3 separate regions of the Homo sapiens genome follow, and all the other regions are linked to region 1. A link is an interaction called in ENCODE POLR2A ChIA-PET data of the cell type or tissue named here. Cell type or tissue: MCF 10A. All regions are shown on one strand.

Region 1 (2,500 bases):
GTCCCCTCACTTTAAACCAAGAAAGGAGACAAAGACCAATCAAAAAAATTGTTTAAACCATGTCTTTGGTAACATCTCCTGGTTTGTTTTGGATTAAGGGTCTGAAGGGAAAACAATTGAAAAGCAAGTGTAAATCAGCTTCCCAAAGAGAACACTGAGAATTCCAGAGATCTGCATTTCTCAGGACACTTGAGAATTATGTCCACTGCCCCCACATTCCATAACACTGGGGCAGCCATGCAGATTCACGCAGGACCTGGCTTCATGAACGCAAGGTAAACCATTAGATTCAAGCTGGTCCACTCCACCAACTACCGCGTGTGGTTGCTTGGAACAGCAACAAGCCCACGCCTGCACTAGCCTTTAGGTTGGTCAAGTGGCTGCCCACCCAGGCACTGTCTCTGAGGCAGGGTTAGAATGTCACAGCCCGCCCTGGGAGGACAGGGGTCCTGTGCATGTTAACAAGCTCAGTGAAAGGAGGCAAACCACTTGCCTCAGCACCACATTAGGCTGGGGAAGTATAAACTGGAAACCATGCAAATATTTATCTTCAGGGACCTCCAAGAGACCTCTGGGAGAAGGAAAATAAATCTCTACACGTGTTTACTCATAATGATTCCAACAGGCCCATCTAAAAACGACTCCAGCATTTCATTAAACAGACTTCTTCAATGGTCACCGAGCTGTGTAAATACAGTATAAATAAAGGCACAGATCCTCTTTTCTGGCTGGCTGGAGGTGTCCAGTTTGGATACACAATCCCTTTCTCCCAGACCGATCCCTTCTCTGAGGGCCCAGAAAGCAAGAAGTGTACCGAAGGATGTTGTTTCCCTTTCCATTAGGGTTATTTGTGGAGGGACTTTCATTTTGAAAGCATCTATGCTCATTTTTACAGTTTTGGAGAAACAGAAATTTGAAAAAAGGGCAAAAGTCCTGTGTGAAGAATTTAGTACACTTAACAATCACCTTTGATCTGACAAGAAAGGTGATCGGATTAGTAAGCCCAAGAACATGGTGAAAAATGACTTCCAAATGGTCTCCTTCCTCATCTGGCCGGAATAACAAAGCTAATGTTGGACTCGAGTCTGACAACAAGAAGGAAAAGAGCATGACCTCAGAACATCCTCCTGTGGCAAGGGCCCCAGGTGATGCTGAGAAAGCACTTGCTTTTGGAAAAGGCCCCAGCATGCACACACACACACACACACACACACACACACACACACACACGCATTCCTTCCACACAATGACTTGGTGTAAAGAAAGCAGGAAAATCGCTCTCCAGGCTAAAGATTCCCCCATGCTTGTTATTAGTCACCTTTCCCTCCTCCCAACTCTTACTGGCAACTAGGCCAGGCAATGACTCAGGAGGGCAGGCAGCAGGAGAAGCTGGTTCAGCACCACGGCTTAAAAAACACCAAGGCCCCTTCAAGTGTATTTAACTCAGATTTACTAATCTAGTCACCTAGGGAGAGAAGAAGGGAGCCAAGGAGGGGTGCAGGTGTGTGTTTGGGACAAGGTGGGAAAGGAGAGGCATTTGGGCAATGTTAGTGGAAAAATGGAAGCCCCTGCTTTCCTAAAGATAGCTCATGTAAACCAGGAAGGACTCATTCAGATAACCTCTGCAGGTTTCACCATGAGCCATTCTGCTGTGGGCGACTCTTCTGCCTCCAGTACACCTCTGATATCACTGGTAAAATGAAGGGCCTCTAGCACCACACATTACCTACTGGAGGAGGATGTCAGCAGGTCATGAAGTATAACAGGTTCTCCAGGTGAAAGGGACAGATGGGAGCAACATGAAACTCAGACCTGGGCCAACCGTGAAAGCTGAGTGCCAGGACGCACCAAAGTCAGGCAGAGGGAAGACAATGGCAAACCTCTATGCCCCAGGACTGAAAGATTTCTCCCTGAACATGGTGGGCCCTTTCTTTGAGTATGATGTCTAATTTGGCCAACTTGTCAGATGGTATAAGTCCAAGGGAAACCTCACCTAGCACCGTCTGATGGAGTTTGAGGGTGGCACTTGTAACTGTCCTGCTCTCCTTTGTCTTTGTGCATTCGGCAAACTGTCTCTCCCATCTGGGTTCACTACTCAAGAGACCAGGCCAACAGCTTGTCCGTGCTAACCCTCCACTAATCACATCACAGACCTCCGAGTGCTCCCCACCCCGAACCTTGCCTGTCCTTTCCTGTCAGAGCAGGCTGCTCACACCCAGCCACAATGATGTGATTGCAGCAGAGCAGCTCCTTAAGTGGAACACTGGGGAGGATAACACCCTGCCTGAAATTTTCAACAATCACACACTCCCCAGCCCTGATGTTCTACACAGCACTTCCATTAGCATGATTTGCGACAGACTTACTAACCAAACCCCACTGCTTCTGGCTGGTATTCAGGCCCAAATACAAAGGAATGAGTAAAAGCTGTTTTCTCCCCAGCAGTATCTCGCCTCCTTGGCAGGTGGCAGAGGATGATGTATGGAATAGCTGGCATCTC
Region 2 (2,500 bases), 51 kb before region 1:
CTCCCATAAAACCCCTCCACCGATGCAGCATGGGGCATGACATCATTAGGGGAGAAGATGGGAACGGGATGATTTGGATTCAGGCAACTGGGGTCAAATCCCACCTCCACTGCTCACTCGGTAGGCAACATTAGTATATCCCTGAACCTCTCTGTGCCTCAGTTTACACATCTGTAAAACAGGAATAATAATACCTGCTGCACAATATGGCTATGGTTTTGTAAATGATACAGCACTATTATCCATAATAGTAGTAACCTTAAGGAGATGCTGAAGACTCTTTTCAGATTTGTCCCAGTGCTTACATCTACTACATTTAAGGGGAGTAGGTTTGAAGATAAATTTCATTATCCTTGTCATCACTGATACCTTCATGAGTCAAGCACCAGAAGTAGACTCGGCACCAGATGAAACATGGTCATCAAAATTATCCCTGAAAGGCCAGTTGGTCAAGATATTTCAGACATCAAAAATATGCCCCCCGGCCCCACCCCCGAGGCCTCAGCTGCATCACATTCCTTCACTTGGACCCGCCTGCAGACCACACAGTATCTCAGGGCAATTTCACACTCTCTCTACCGACTGCCTCTTGCTATCTGGATTGCACACTCAGGCAGCCTGATTCCTGTCTGGTCAACCACATAGAAACCAAGGGAATGAGAGCTAATGTAATTGGTTGAAGTCATTTCCAGAAATATGCTATTGGGGACATATCGAGAAGGTATCTGGGTTCTAAACAGGAAATCATAATAATCAGACTAATGCAGCATCCAAATTACTTCAGGGAAAACAATTGTTACAAAATCAAACTACAGACATACCAAGCTCCTCATCAGAAATAGAAAGAAGCTTCCTTTTTCATTACACCTCTTTTTTCCAGCAAATTTCTTGCTCATTCTAGAATGAATCTTGACTATTCACAATCCCTATCATTGTTCCTGAAATAACACCCTCATTAATTATGCCTACTCTGAAATACAGTTTAACCTGTTTTATAGTTAACAGCAGCCTTAACATACAGTCCCAAGTGAACCGTGTAGAGAGCCTCAGAATTACAAACGTAAAGTGACGGCAAAGGAAGAAAATATATATGCCTTCTAACTGACTCAGAAATGGGCTTCCCACACCCCCTGCAGTCATGTGCCACACAGTGACATCAGGCAACAACAGACTGCATGTATGATGGTGATGCCATAGGATTAGAATAGAGCTGGAAAATTCCTATCCCCTGATGACATATTGATGATCCTGACCCCGATGATTAAGCCCGGGCTAATGTGTGTGTAGTTGTCTTAGTTTTTAACAAAAAAGTTTAAAAGTAAAAATAATAATAATAAAATTTAATGAAAAAAATGTATAGAATAAGGATATAAAGAAAATATTTTTGCATAGCTGTATAATGCCTTTGTGTTTAAAGCTAAGTGTTATTCCAAAAGAAGTTAAAAACATTAAAAAGCTTATAAAGTGAAAAAGTTACAGTAAGCTAAGGTTAATTTATTATTGAAGAAAGAAGAGTTTTAAAATAAATTTAAGCCAGGCACAGTGGCTCACGCCTCTAATCCCAGCACTTTGGGAGGCCAAGGCAGGCGGATCACTTGAGGTCAAGAGTTTGAGACCAGCCTGGCCAACATGGTGAAAGCTCATTTCTACTAAAAATACAAAAATTAGCCAGGCATGGTGGTGGGCAACTGTAAGCCCAGCTACTAGGGAGGCTGAGGCAGGAGAATCACTTGAACCCAGGAGGCAGAGGTTGCAGTGAGCGAAGATCATGCCACTGCACTCCAGCCTGAATGACAGAGTGAGACTGTCTCAAAAAAAGTAAAATGAATTTAGTGTAGCCTGAGTGTGCTGTGTTTATAAAGTCTACAGTAATGTACAGTAATGTCCCAGGCCCTCACAATCACTCACCACTTACTCACTGACTCACCCAGAGCAACTTCCAGTCCTGTAAGCTCCACTTATGGTAAGTGTCCTTACAAGTATATCATTTTTTATCTTTTATACCATAACCTTCTCTATGTTTAGATACACAAATACTGATCATTGTGTTACAACTGCCTATGGTATATTCAGTACAGTAACATGCTGTACAGTTTTATAGCCTAGGAGCAATAGGCTATACCACACAGCCCAGGTGTATAGTAGGCAGTACCATCTAGAGCTATGCAAGTACACTCTATGATGTTTGCACAAAGAAATCGCCTGACAATGCACTTCATAGAACATATCTACATTGTTAAGTGACACACAGTTGCATTTCAGCACTCCATGCCCTACTTCTTTATATATATATTAATAGCTTCGAGGGAATGGGTAGTCATTTAGCATTAATAAGCAATGAAAAGTGGAATCTTTTTCTTGTTTCAGAAAGTGACAGTAAGCAGTCTAGAAAATGTGGACAAGATGGAGGAAAGGAAAGAGTGAAGGGAAGAAGGGAGAGTAGAAAGGAAAACCAAGATAACTTTCCTCATGTCCTGAATCTGATGAGCTCAGACTGTCT
Region 3 (2,500 bases), 220 kb before region 1:
AGGCCTTACCTACGATTTTGCCTTCAAGACCCCTAACTCAAGTTTCATCATCTCCAAGGGCAAGTACTTCTCCCAATTTCACTTTACTAGGCTATAAACTCCTTGAGGGCAGGAAGCAGATCCTGCTTTTTTTTGTAACCTTAAGGGTGTTTGGAGAAGAAAAACCAAACCCTATTTTTAAATTATACTTACTGGATAATCCAGTTGGGCAAGTGTGAGCTAAAATTCACAGTGGAACAAATCCAGCCCGGAATTTTCATGTTTACACAGAAAGTTGGTTAAAAGGCTGAGGCTCTCTTTTGACTATAAACTACAACTCCACATTCAAAAGACTAGATTTCTAATAACCTTCTAAGAAATCACAAACATAGCCTACTTTCAAAGGAGGCAAACAAGCTATTATTAATAATGCCCCAACAGCTATCATCTCCTATGCTCTCATATTAGGTACTCTGCCTAATAACATGAGACACTATAAGAGACAATAATATAAGAGACACTATTGCCATTACCCATTTTACAAATGTGGACACAAATTGAGAAGACAAGTAACTTGTCCAAGGTCACACAGCTGGTAAGTGACAAACCAGGAGTTGTGCCTAGCACTCCTGGGCTCCCAGATCTTGCTCTAAACCACTACTCCAAGAGTCTCCTTTCTGCTTGATTTGATGACATCACTACACCCCAGTTTACTCATTAAAAAAAATCTATTACAAGAGCATGGTCAGTTATAATTAACGTCTATTAAGTACTTTGAGATCTGTGCTAAAGGCAAAATTAAAGGCAAAGAATACCTGTTACCTTTAACTGGAGCACAAGACCAGCAATTTTATCCTGGCCTTCCCAAAATTTCACAAGATGCCTTCTTTCCTGCCTCCTTGAAAGAGCATGCTAGAACTAAACCCATTTTCTAGTGAATATGATGCTCATGTGACATTTGCGCCTGAGGGTTCTAGTTCTTAACCTGACTCAGTTAAGTCCAGACTGAGTGTCTGGACTTTACTATGGGTGTGTCTCATTAAGAGCAAGGGAGCTCATGCAGTAAAGGAACATCCAAAGCAGAACGTGTTTTTAACATCCACAACTTTCAACTCCTTCAGCTCAAAGTCTTTACCACGTACCGGGGGAAAAAATGTGAAATCACAACCCTCAATTTCAACTATTTAAAGGGAATATGCTAATAAGAGCGGTCAGATCAGGAAAATGGAGGAGGAGACAGGAAAAGAATTCTGGAATTCTGGTTCTATCCCTAGGATCTATTTTTGGTGTGACCTTGGTCCACCAACACTTGCTTCTTACCTCCCAACATAAGAATTTCAATAACCTCAAGGAAAAAAGAATAACATTAGCAACAACATAAAAATCACAAAAGCAACTGGCCTGCATTTAAAATGATCAAGAATTCCACTTCAACAGAAATTTGTAAGTACAGAAATAAATATATAACTAGCTCATTTTAAAATAAAATTGGGGCTGGGTGTGGTGACTCACACCTGTAATCGTAGCACTTTGGTAGGCTGAGATGGGCGAATCACTTGAGATCAGGAGTTCGAGGCCAGCCTAGTCAACATGGTAAAACCTCGTCTCTACTAAAAATACAAAAATTAGCTGGGCATAGTGGTGGACGCCTGCAATCCCAGCTACTTGGGAGGCTGAGGCATGAGAATAGCTTGAACCTGGGAGGCGGAGATCACACCACTGCACTCCAGTCTGGACGACAGAGTGAGACTCCATCTCACAAAATAAAAAATAAATAAATAAAAATAAAAATAAAATTTGGCTAGGCGTGGTGCCTCACACCTATAATCCCAGCACTTTGGGAGGCTCAGGCAGGGAGATCACTTGAGGTCAGGAGTTTGAGACCAACCTGGCCCACATGGCGAAACCCCATCTCTACTAAAAATACAAAAATTAGCCGGGCACGGTGGTGCACACCTGTAATCCCAGCTACTTCAGAGGCCAAGGCACAAGAATCGCTTGGACCTGGGTGGTGGAGGTTGCACTAAGCCAAGATTGCGCCACTGCACTCCAGCCTGGGCAACAGAGTGAGACTCTGTCTCAAAAAAATTAAAAATAAAATTAAATTAGGTGAAAAGTTTTCAGCTGACCAAGCAATTCATACCACTAAGACATCTCTTAAAGAGCCACAATAAAACACTGTCTACTGCAGCAAGGAAAAATGAAAGTCCAAGTTCTGATAATTGTCTCCAGGCAATCCTGTTCTTTCAGTTTCACAAGGCAGCTGCCAGATCTTGTCAAATGTGGCATTTAATCATTTCCTGTGCTTCTGAATTACCAGATACCCGACTTATCAGTTGCCAAATGACATTTGTGATTTGGAGTCCAATCTCTAGTGAGTTTTCCTTTCAAGAAACCAAGTCTAGGAAACTGTACACACTTGGATTGTGAGCTCACCATTTCCATCCCTGACCTTTGCACAGTGCTCGGCACATAGTAGATGCTTAGTAAATTTCTGTTATGGGAATAAAGTTTTATCATT

The links. ChIA-PET counts read pairs that join two places held together with the same protein. Peaks named below come from ENCODE experiments on the same cell type or tissue, not always from the same donor. Only the 100,000 strongest peaks of a DNase experiment are listed, where the experiment ranks them.
Region 2: POLR2A ChIA-PET joins it to region 1 with 23 read pairs; 7 of 35 experiments call an interaction of 5 or more read pairs at or near these places.
Region 3: POLR2A ChIA-PET joins it to region 1 with 19 read pairs; 4 of 35 experiments call an interaction of 5 or more read pairs at or near these places.

The regions. Positions count from the first base shown.
Region 1 is chr2:172,230,945-172,233,444 of GRCh38, reverse strand. No RefSeq gene overlaps it. Among named protein-coding and RNA genes, the nearest start is that of DLX2-DT, 130 kb to the right of the region's middle. In MCF 10A, no CTCF peak of the experiment used is centred here; DNase peaks (open chromatin) are centred at 1,324 and 2,494.
Region 2 is chr2:172,281,775-172,284,274 of GRCh38, reverse strand. The region is part of intron 2 of LOC107985960 (a long non-coding RNA gene); the gene reads right to left. Among named protein-coding and RNA genes, the nearest start is that of ITGA6, 140 kb to the left of the region's middle. In MCF 10A, no CTCF peak of the experiment used is centred here; no DNase peak of the experiment used is centred here.
Region 3 is chr2:172,446,476-172,448,975 of GRCh38, reverse strand. All of the region lies in intron 1 of ITGA6 (integrin subunit alpha 6), which reads right to left. Among named protein-coding and RNA genes, the nearest start is that of ITGA6-AS1, 18 kb to the left of the region's middle. In MCF 10A, no CTCF peak of the experiment used is centred here; a DNase peak (open chromatin) is centred at 945.